Linked DNA regions of Homo sapiens: region 2 is linked to region 1. Evidence: chromatin loops called from intact Hi-C (ENCODE). Cell type or tissue: CD4-positive, alpha-beta T cell. All regions are shown on one strand. Links, peaks and the distances in the headings refer to the core of each region. The heading gives the core; the rest is flanking DNA. Region 1 has its middle 9.8 kb from the start of TERF2. Region 2 overlaps WWP2 (WW domain containing E3 ubiquitin protein ligase 2).

Region 1 (5,376 bases), core at 75-5,074:
CCATGCTGCCCCCAATGGAAAGAACCAGAACTTACCCACCCATAGCAAAGACAGAAGGACACGGCCCTGGTTGTATTCCCACAACTCCACTTGCATCTGTGGCACAGAACACAGTGAGAAAGTGAAAAAACTCAACAGGGAAGGCTTCCAGAAGCAGGTGAGTTGTCAGTCGCTTTTAGAAGAGAAGCGAAGTGTTAGGCTGTGAGAAAGCAGATGATTTCAGATGGAAGAATTCACACGCCCTCATGCCAAGACTCAGAAGCTGAGAGGGGCAGCCACTAGAGCAAATCAAAGCAATGCCCTTGACTGAGGATAAAGGAAGTGAGTCAGTGTTTGGGAGAAAACAATAAATAAACTGGTGGGGAACCGGGGTGTGCGGCAGAATAAGATCATGTGAAACCCTTCCTGTGATTATAGTTTTATGAAAATATTAAACTATCTATTGAAATTCATTTTGGAACAGAATGAAAATCTTGGAGACTGGATCCTGGAAACTTTTTAACAAATGCCCCCACATGATTGATTGCCTGTCTTGGCTGTCTTGATTTGCCTGTTCTGAGGTCTAGCCTCCATCTCATCTCTCCTTCCCTGGAACCTTGCCCCAGCTTTTGGGACTTGGGGGCTGGGGCCTGTTTGCATCATTCTTTCCTGAAGACATTCTAATATGATCAAAAGATAACTATGGGCTGGGTGGGATGGCTCACACCTGTAGTCCCAGCTACTTGGGAGGCTGAGGTGGGAGGATATCTTCAGCCTGGGAAGTCCAAGTCTGCAGTGAGCCATGACCGAGCCACTGCACTCCAGCCTGGGCAGCAGAGCAAGCTCTTGTCTCAAAGAAGATAACCAGCCAGGCGCGGGGGCTCACACCTGTAATCCCAACACTTTGGGAGGTTGAGTCGGGCGGATCATGAGGTCAGGAGATCAAGACCATCCTGGCTAACACGGTGAAACCCCATCTCTACTAAAAATACAAAAAATTAGCCAGGCATGGTGGCAGACGCCTGTAGTCCCAGCTACTCAGGAGGCTGAGGCAGGAGAATGACGTGAACCTGGGAGGCAGAGCTTGCATTGAGCCGAGATCACGCCTGCACTCCAGCCTGGGTGACAGAGCGAGACTCCGTCTCAAAAAAAAAAAAAAAAGACAACTATGTCAGGGGAAGAATACATTTCTTATAAAAATATAGGAAATGAATCTTTTGGTGCTGGGAGATTCTGAATAATTTGAGAAGGGGTGTCTACACCCCAGAAATGTGGCTGTATGTATGATTCTTATATTGCTTAAGCTTTATTAAACAATATTATTAACTCATATTTTAACAAGTCTTTCCAGTTGCCAGGTCCCATGCTAAGCAATTTGATAATGTATTATATCATTTAACCCTCACAGCAATTAACAGTCTTAGAGGTCTTTGGTATCCCCATCTTACAGATGAGGAATCCCAAAGTACTGGGATTACATGCATGAGCCACCACGCCCGGCCGATATATATATATTATAAAAGTAATAGATTAGTGCATTCTCAGAAGAGCCCTCTCGCTAGAATAGCCAGAGCTCTCTGACCTTCTCAAGGCTCCTCCTAGTGAGAAAGACTGAGCAGCAAGAACAGAGACTTGTTGTGGTTAAATGTTAACTTGTGTTTATTTCTCTACAACTGCCTGTTGTTTAATTTGGCCAACCCAGTGCAGATTCTTTCGTAAGCCTGTATGTAATTTCTGAACACCAGACCTACGACCTTTACACACATGCTAAACATTTATAGAGTGGGAGCGTTCTTTTTCTCCATCAGTGAGTTAAGTAAATACCAACATCCTCCCCCCTGAAAAAAAGTATTCTTTGATCTACACTAAAGATAAACTGGCAGTAATTCACTGACCAGCTGAGGGTTTTAAAGCAGATTCTTTGATAAGCCAGTTAATTTCAGAGGGCACTGGGGCTTGTTTCTTCCTGATACTGGGTTTTAAGTCATAAAGGCTTAGCATTACAGAAATGGAAAGAGAACTTTTAACATGATCTCATCAAACCCCCTCAATTTAATGGATGAGAAAACTGTGAGCTCCAGAGAGAGAAAAGGCAGTTTAACTCGCAGATGTGTTAACAAAGAGCCATACAGAAATGTTTTGTTACACAACAATTCCTGCGGCATTTTAAGCCTTCTGTGGTTATTGCGTTTTGTTTCCTTTATGATCTGGTGATGCAAGGACAGTATTTGGGCCTGGAAATGGAAACCTGGGGACGCTAATCCTCAGCTTTGTGCTGACGTCAGAGATATTTGAGAATCGTTGCTGCCCCCTGCTGGAAGTTTAAGATTTCATGGTCTCTCAAGATTATATGGAATTTTTGTAATGGTTTAAAAAATTGGAAAAGTAAGCTTTCCTTTGGTCAAAATTTTTAGGCCAGGTGTAGTGGCTCATGCCTGTAATCCCAACAGTTTGGGAGGCTGAGGTGGGAGGATCCATTGAGGCCAGGAGTTTGAGACCAGTCAGGGCAATATAGCAAGACCCCCTCTCTACAAAAAATACATAAAAATAAAATAAAATAAAATTTTGAACCAGCATGAAAGAGTATAAAGAGAAAAGAAAAATCTTCCCTTCCTAGTTCCATTTTCTAGTTCTATTGCTAGCAATTTTTTAACATTCTTTCACAATTTTTTCTATGAATGTATCTATATATATATATATCCATATGTATATAATTTTTATCCACAAGTAGGATAATACTGATACCCTGTTTTGAAACTTGCTTTTCTTTCTTTTTTCTTTTTTTTTGAGACAAAGTCTCGCTCTGTCGCCCAGGCTGGAGTGCAGTGGTGCAATCTCTGCTCACTGCAACCTTCTCCTGGGTTCAAGTGATTCTCCTGCCTCAGCCTCCTGAGTAGCTGGAATTACAGGCGTGTGCCACCACACCTAGCTAATTTCTGTAATTTTAGTAGAGACAAGGTTTCACCATGTTAGCCAGGCTGGTCTCGAACTCCTGGCCTCAAGTGATCTGCCTGCCTCGACCTCCCAAAGTGGTGGGATTGCAGGCACGAGCCACTGCACCTAGCCGAAACTTGCTTTTCTCTTTTTTATTTTCTTCATTTGGAAGAGGTAATACATTCAAAAGATTCCTAAGTTTAAAAAATTGTCTTTTACATCTTTTCAAAGCTGTATGTAGTGACAAACCTCATTCCTTCTGATGGAGGCATAATATTCCATTGCTTGAATGTATCATAAATTATTTATTCAGTCCTCTTTTGATGGATTAAAAAGTACATCTCGGTAAGAATAGGGACTTTATTATAGGTACTTTGTTTTTGCTGTTCCTGATAGTGGGAATATGTCAACAGAATGTGTCTAATGAATGAATAGACATTTGCCAACTCTCTAATATTTGTCCATTTCAAAAATGCTGCATTGTTGGGATCTCAAATCTAAGCAAAAGAAAAAAATTGCTGCCCTGAATATCTTTGTGCCTACATTGTTGGCATAGGATGGAGCTGGGAGAAACCATAGGTTCAAAATACATGTGAATTTTAAGTTTTGATAGATACTGCCAAATTGTTACTTTTGATGAGGAATATAATAATTTGATCATTTCCCTACTTGACAGGGCATCAAAACCAGAATCTCCCAGAGAGTTTAATTTAAAATAGCTCCTTTCTGCGCACCCCCTCCATGCTAATTCAGCAGGTAGGGGAGGAATCAGAATAGATTCCTAGTTCAGCAGTTAGGAGAAGAATCAGAAATATACAAAATTCCCATTGCTGGGGAATCTGTATATATAACGATGCTCCCTCAGGACTGGGAAGGGCCACATAATCTATCCATTTCTTGCCATGTAGTAGCAGATGGGAATGTGCTCATATAGCCTAATCTTAATAGGGTTACTCACATGTTACGCACTCCATGTTTACTGACTGCCTGCTGAGTGCAAGACCCTATGCTCCCTCTTCCAGAGGCAAGACAGAACTGGGGGTGTGGTGTGGATTTCTCCACTCCCACGGGTGGCAATGCTGGGGTGAGTGGGTGCGTTAGTTGCTGTACCTGCTGGCCCCTGGCTGGGGGTTGGGAAGAAAGCAGTGTGTGGGTGAAACTCAGGAATCCTGCAGCACTCCAGTGCCCAGAATTTTTAAAAGGCCCAGCCCTGCTCTCAGCAACATGTATCTATCTCTAGTAAAAACAAAGCTGGCGCTTCTGCTAGATCTTCTTGGGTGACTTCTACCAGGGTTTCCCCGAAAGCTGGTATGTGGGACAGGGCACAGACATCTCCCTCTGGGCCCTACTAAACCAGTTAAAATAAGCAGATAAAACCCACATGCGAAATGCGCCATGGACAGTCAACAGATGACACTCATAAAAAGAGATGACAGATTTCACCATCATTCACGACCCACCCAAATGTCACGTCCTCTGGGCTCTTTCCAAGGCAGCTCCTGTCCCAAGTGGGTGTTGTTTCCATGCAGTGCATGGCACTGGAAATATAACAACAAAAGAAAAAAAGATACTACCTCTGCTCCCAGAGGCTATGTAAAATGTCTCCTATCTGCTTTACTGCATGATCCCATCTGATGCTCCCAACCAACAGTGCAGGAAATTCAGAGAAGTTAAATAACCAGATAAAAGCCACACAATTTGTTTAGTACAGTGGTCTTCACATTTTTTTGCTTGCATATTCCATCAAATAATTTTGAAAAACTGTATGTCCCTAGAAACAAGTCTACACATACATGGTTACTTAATTTATAACAAAGGTAGCCCTACAGAGAGTAGAGAAAAGAGATATTTTTAATAAATGGTGCTAGGATAGCTGGATACCTATATGGAAAAAAATGAAATTGGACCCTGCTTCATATCATTTGCAAGCATCAAATTCAGGTGGATAAAAGACTAATACGTGAAAGGCAAAAATCTACAACTTTTTAGAAGATAACATAAGCTAATATCTTCATGACTTCTGAATAAGGAAGGATTTATTAAACAAGCAACTAACAGCACTCACAATGAAAGAAAATGATAGATTCAGCCAGGTGCAGTGGCTCACGCCCATAATCCTAGCACTTCAGGAGGCTGAGGCAGGAGGATCCCTTGAGCCCGGGAGGTTGAGGCTGCAACAACCCAAATGTCTATCGATAAGAGAATGGGTAAATCAATTGTGGCTTTTTTTTTTTTTGAGATGGAGTTTCGCTCTTGTTGCCCAAGATGGTGTGCAATGGCACGATCTTGGCTCACTGCAACCTCCACCTCCCAGGTTCAAGCAACTCTCCTGCCTCAGCCTCCCGAGTAGCTTGCATTACAGGTGCACGCCACCATGCCCAGCTAATTTTTTTGTATTTTTAGTAGAAACACGATTTCACCATGTTAGCCAGGCTGGTCTCAAACTCCTGAACTCAGATGATC
Region 2 (5,376 bases), core at 136-5,135, 530 kb before region 1:
CCCAGATGCTGCTGGCCTGGTTGTTAAAGTACAGAAACATGACACATTGGTAGATAACAGAGCCATTGTACTGAGCTCTCGCCCCTCCCAGGAGTCCTCCGTCGCCTCATGACCCAGTAACTAAAGGCTTAATGTCCAGCCCAGTGGGGCACCCCAGGCCCCTGTTCCAGGCCCAATGGACTGGCCACATGGATTCACGTATTTTGTTTTTTTGTTTGTTTTGTTTTTGAGATGGAGTTTCGCTCTTGTTGCCCAGGATGGAGTGCAATGGCACGATCTCGGCTCACTGCAACCTCCTGCCTCCCAGGTTCAAGCGATTCTCCCGCCTCAGCCTCCCCAGGAGCTGGGATTACAGGCATGCACCACCACGCCCAGCTAATTGTGTATTTTTAATAGAGACGGGGTTTCTCCATGTTGGTCAGGCTGGTCTCGAACCCCCGACCTCAGGTGATCCACCTGCCTCAGCCTCCCAAAGTGCTGGGATTATAGGCGTGAGCCACCGCGCCTGGCGGGTTCACGTATTTTGAATGCCACACTGTGCCCATTCCTGAAGATGCATGAGAGCTTTGGGAGGGAATGTGAGCAGGGGGCAGGCAGCTTTCTGGCCATTGATGCTGTAGCCTGGGGAAGCGGGGTACAGGGCAGCCTTCCGGGGCACTCAAGCTCACCTGGCGATGCCCCCATAGTCCAGGCCCTCCTCGCCACGCATGATGATGTAGAGCCGGCGGCGCAGGTCATAGGGTTTCATGTTCATGATCTGGGAAGACAGAGCATCGGGCCAGCCTGCCACTCTCCCTTCCACAGCAGGCAGGGGCGGGAGGGACAGGGGACTCTAAGGCCCAATATCCAGCAGACACAGTCACCAAGACTCACGCCCTGGAAAGTCTGCAGTGTGGGTTTAACAGGCCACGCGATAGGAGATGGGGTGCTGGGAGGAGGGCGTCGGCCTGCCACTGGTTTCGGGCACCATGATCTAACCTGTTGGAAGGAATCTTCGAAAAGCGTCTGCCTGGAAACGCTGATCTTCACGTGGCTAGGTAGGGCATTTGACTGAAAAAAAAAAAAGAAAAGAACTTTAAATCGAGCCTCAAGTGGTCATCTGTTCTCCTGTCTGTATGAACAGGCATTCCCCAGCCTGCTGGGCCAGGAGGCAATAGCATGTGCCCTAGGAATGAAAACTAGCTTCCTAGAGACAGCCAGCTCCGGGTTAGACAAGTGTCTTGCGCCCGCCTAAGACACAAACATTCCGATACCTGCTGCTGTGCCGGGAACTCACACTGAAATAACTCAATAACCCCAACTGCCACGGGAGCCCCAGTACCAGAACTCACATGGCAGAGGAAACGGAACTGGTGATACTTCCACCGAAAACTGCGGTCATAAGCACCAGGGGAACCTTGCTTCGTCCTAGGAAGAGCAAAGATGTTCAGGGGTTCATGCGATTTCTCAGAAAATGAACAATTTGTCTTTGTCAGCCCTAAGGAAAGCTGGTGCTATGTTAATTTAAAGATTAGTAATGTAAGGTGAGGAAGTGACTGTCATTAAGATCCTTGAAGAATAAAAAAGAAAATCTAGAAATAAAGCCAGACTTCTTGCTTTTAGAGAAATAACTCTAGTGTCATTCGGAATAAACAGGATAGTCCCTTCCTCCCCATCCCATCTTATTTATTTGTTTGTTCGTTTTCTAGAGACGGGGTCTTGCTCTGTCACCCAGGCTGCAGTGCAGTGGTGTGATCATGGCTCACTGCGGCCTCGAATTCCTGGTCTTAAGCGATCCTCCCGCTTTAGCTTTCCAAGTAGCTAGGACTACAGGAGTGTGCTACCACACCGAGCTAATTTTAAATGTATTATTATTTTTTAGAAACAGGGACTCACTCTGTCACCTGAGCTGGAGTGCAGTGGTGCCATCATAGCTCACTGCAGCCTCAAACTCCTGAGCTCAAGGGATCCTCCCACCTCAGCCTCCTATGTAGCTGGGACTACAGGCATGCACCACCACATCCAGCTAATTTTTAATTTTTTTTTGTAGAGATGGGGTCTTGCCATTTTTCTCAGCCTGGTTAATCTTTTTTATTGTTGTGGAGACACGGTCTCGCTATGTTGTCCAGGCTGGTCTCAAACTCCTGGGCTCAAGCTATCCTCCCATCCCCTTTAATATGACATCAACATTGGCCACTAGAGGGCAGTAAGGGCAGTAGAACGCACCACAGGGGCCACCCAAAGTGGGCCTCCCAGAGCCAGAACAAGGACAGCCTGGGCCTCGGCTCCTGACACTGCTGCTACCTGCACAAAGTCCTTACCCCGACTCAAACCCCGGGCGAGGATCCTTAAAGGTGGTGGTGCGGGTATTGTGGTCCACAAAGTATCGCACCCCCTCGCTGGTGTATTTCATCTCCCATCCTGGGGGCAGAGCTGGTTCCTGGATCATCCTGGAAACACGGGAAGAAAAGGGTGAAGGGCTGGCCCCACCTTCTGGACCTTGGTGGTTGGAGGCTGGGTCCTCAAAGTGTGGCTTTGTCTCTGCAGAGCCCATGAGGGACTTTGAGGACATGCACCCAAGAAGCATGACCCAAGTCGTGAGAACAGTTCTGCAGCACGGAGAGGTCACTTATTATCTCATGGCCAAAAACCCAGCCCTGCATGGATGGCATTGGACTGAGCAGCCACCAGCAATCCTGAGGCACCCTGTGCCCCAGCACAGCTTCACTTGGGGGTGTTGGGAGACCAGGATGCCCTCAACCTTTTTGCAATCCAATTATCAGCAGCCAGCACAATCAGTATGGAGACCAGCAACACCCGCCAGCCGGGCCGCCCTCCATCCACCAGGAAGGTCTATTTAAGAAACCCCTTTTAAGCTCTCATCAGGCCAACAGTGTATCTGTACGGTGAGAGTCTCAAGACACTTGTGTGTGGCTAAAGGTCCCTGACATCAGCCCTCTGGGACGATGCAGTCCAAAGCCACCTGCCCAGTGCTGGAGCTGCACAGAGACCCAGCCCAGCCCGGCCCCCCTCTCAGCCCAAGTCCTTACCCCTGGGTCCGGGGATCCTCCCACTGGGTCGTGCGAGTGTTATGGTTCACGTAATACACCCGTCCATTGTCCTGTCTCTTCTCTGCCACATGAGAAGAAAGAAAGAACATCAGATTCAAACACGGAGAGCCGGTGTCCTTTCCCTGAGGTTCCCACCTCCTGGGTGCTGGGTCTGAGTTTATCTCCCTGTTGTCAGCCTGTTAGAGAAGAACCAGCCAAAGCCAAGCTCACTCACACTTGTCACTGGGAAAGGGACAAAGAGGGTCCTTCCTTGTTGGTGGTGGGGGGCGGGGGTGACATACTTCCAACTCGAGATGAAGCACTTCTTTGGTTGATTGGTCGGAGGGAGGGGGTGGTGTGGCCACCCAGAGGGAGCAGCACAGCTCAAACCAGAGGCATAATTGCTCCCAGCTGTGTGCAGCATGGAAGCCGGGCAGTCCCTAACCCGCCAGGCCCCCCACCCAAGTCCCTCACAGCTGATCCCTGGTCCTGGGACCCTCTGCACTGCATGCAGCTAACCTGGGCGCCTCTGTCCTACAGGGCGTGGTCCTTATGGAGTGGCTGCATTTCCCTCGCACCTCTCTGATCAGTGCTCTGCACCCTGCGCCCCTGTACCCTCCAAGTTCTCCCTCTTCTCCCACTTACAGGCTAAGTCTTGTTCTAAAACTCTCATACCCTGGCACGCCTCTTTCTTGCTTATAAGCAAATAAATGATATCTGGGGCTGAGGACACTTACACTGCCCAGCCTCTTCTTAGACTTGTATCTTTTTTTTCTTTTTTATATAAAGACAGGGTCTCGCTATGTTGTCCTGGCTGGTCTCGAACTCCTGGCCTCAAGTGATCCTCCCGCCTCAGCCTCCCAAAGTACTGGGATTACAGGCAATAAGCCACCGTGCCTGGCCTGCCTATCCTGTTCTTAGGCCTAAGTATGTGCTTTGAGACAGGGGAATGTTCATGGAGTGGGGCTGGGGAACAAATACACTTTTCCTCTGCTCTGAACAATCTCTGTTCTCTTGCCCTTTACTGATATACTGATAAGGGCTCTGGGGTCCCCAAGGGAGGAGTCTGTGCTCCAGGGGCAGACCCAACCCTAGCTGGTGATTCTGGACCTTGAGAGGGATTGAAAGGGATAACCTCTCAGCTCCAGGTAGACAGGAGAAAAAAAAAACAAAAAACTAGGGGGTAAAGCTCTTGGCTCAAAAGAGGTCACCTTTCCCAGGAAGTTCCTGAGCCTTCAAATCTGCTTCTCTCCTGAAAACAAATGATGCTAATGGCTCTCCTTTTACAAGACAGGGCAGCATTAAAGAAACAAAAATAATCAGTTCCAGAAGCTACAGGGAACCAGAAAGCTGAAAAAGGAGCAGAACAGGGAAGTGCAACAACCCCCTCCTGACTCCAAGACTCGAGCTGCAGTGCTCCCAACACCAGACCAAGGCCTCAGTCTCCCTCCCACTCTCTGCCTTACCTGGTATCTATGACTCGACTGAAATTTTACAAACAGACATTATTTGTCAATCATACCTCAGTAAAGCTGGAAAAACAAATAAATAAAATAAAAATAAAGACAGGCTGGGCACGGTGGATCACGCCTGTAATCCCAGCACTTTGGGAGGCTGAGGCAGGAGGATCGCTCGAGCCCAGGAGTTCGAGACCAGCCTGGGCAACACAGCGAGACTTCATCTCTATTTTGTAAATAAAAAATAAATAAAAGAAAGCCAAAGGAAAGAAAGAACAGGAGGTGCCCAGAGCTGTTACAGAGCTACCACCACCTCAGAACACACAGAAGGAAGGCTTCCCAAGAGGTTTCCAGGGGAGGGGCTGCTCCCAGCCCCGAAGCTACTGCTTTGAACTAGATCCTCCACGTCTGCCCTGTTAAGGGCCAAAGCCAAGGCTAACCACAGGGCCAGGGGGATCTGTCCAGCGGGCTTGAGGCCTGTGTCGTCATTTCTGGCACTGCTGCTGTGTGGAGGCCTCCCAAGGCCGGCTGGCTGCCTCGCGGCATTCAGTTTCAGTTGGGGGCTGGGAAAGACCCCAGGAACACCTGGCTCGACCTCATTTTAGGACAAAGGGACTCAGACATATTCAGCCACAGGCCCAGGGTCAGGGCTGCCGAGGGCAGATGTGGATCTGAACCCGAGGTGTCCTGAGTCCCACAGCAGTGTGTGGGGAAGATGCGGGGTCTCTCCTGGGGCAGCAGAGAGGGACACCAGCAGGCTGGGTTAGCAAGCTGCCGATCACTCTCACTTGGTCTGGCTGTTCTTCCTGTTCATTCTCGGTGAGCCCTGGGGAGCCGGCCCCAGCCACAGCCCTGGGGCAGCCAACACAGATCCCCAAGGATCTGAGATT

The links. A loop is a pair of places that touch in the nucleus more often than their neighbours do. Peaks named below come from ENCODE experiments on the same cell type or tissue, not always from the same donor. Only the 100,000 strongest peaks of a DNase experiment are listed, where the experiment ranks them.
Region 2: a loop joins it to region 1, with 12 times the contacts of the local background. A loop is called at or near these places in 4 of 110 quality-filtered maps.

The regions. Positions count from the first base shown.
Region 1 is chr16:69,393,126-69,398,501 of GRCh38, reverse strand. No RefSeq gene overlaps it. Among named protein-coding and RNA genes, the nearest start is that of TERF2, 9.8 kb to the right of the region's middle. In CD4-positive, alpha-beta T cell, for the core only: CTCF peaks have their summits at 2,117 and 2,316 (motif pointing left); a DNase peak (open chromatin) is centred at 2,261; H3K27ac peaks cover 540 bases.
Region 2 is chr16:69,927,183-69,932,558 of GRCh38, reverse strand. It overlaps WWP2 (WW domain containing E3 ubiquitin protein ligase 2), which reads right to left. Exons shown (of 24, transcript NM_001270454.2): 12 at 3,030-3,111; 13 at 2,301-2,429; 14 at 1,332-1,407; 15 at 979-1,050; 16 at 669-757. Among named protein-coding and RNA genes, the nearest start is that of MIR140, 3.2 kb to the left of the region's middle. RefSeq lists a silencer at 2,099-2,256. In CD4-positive, alpha-beta T cell, for the core only: CTCF peaks have their summits at 1,950 and 2,154 (motif pointing right); a DNase peak (open chromatin) is centred at 2,198.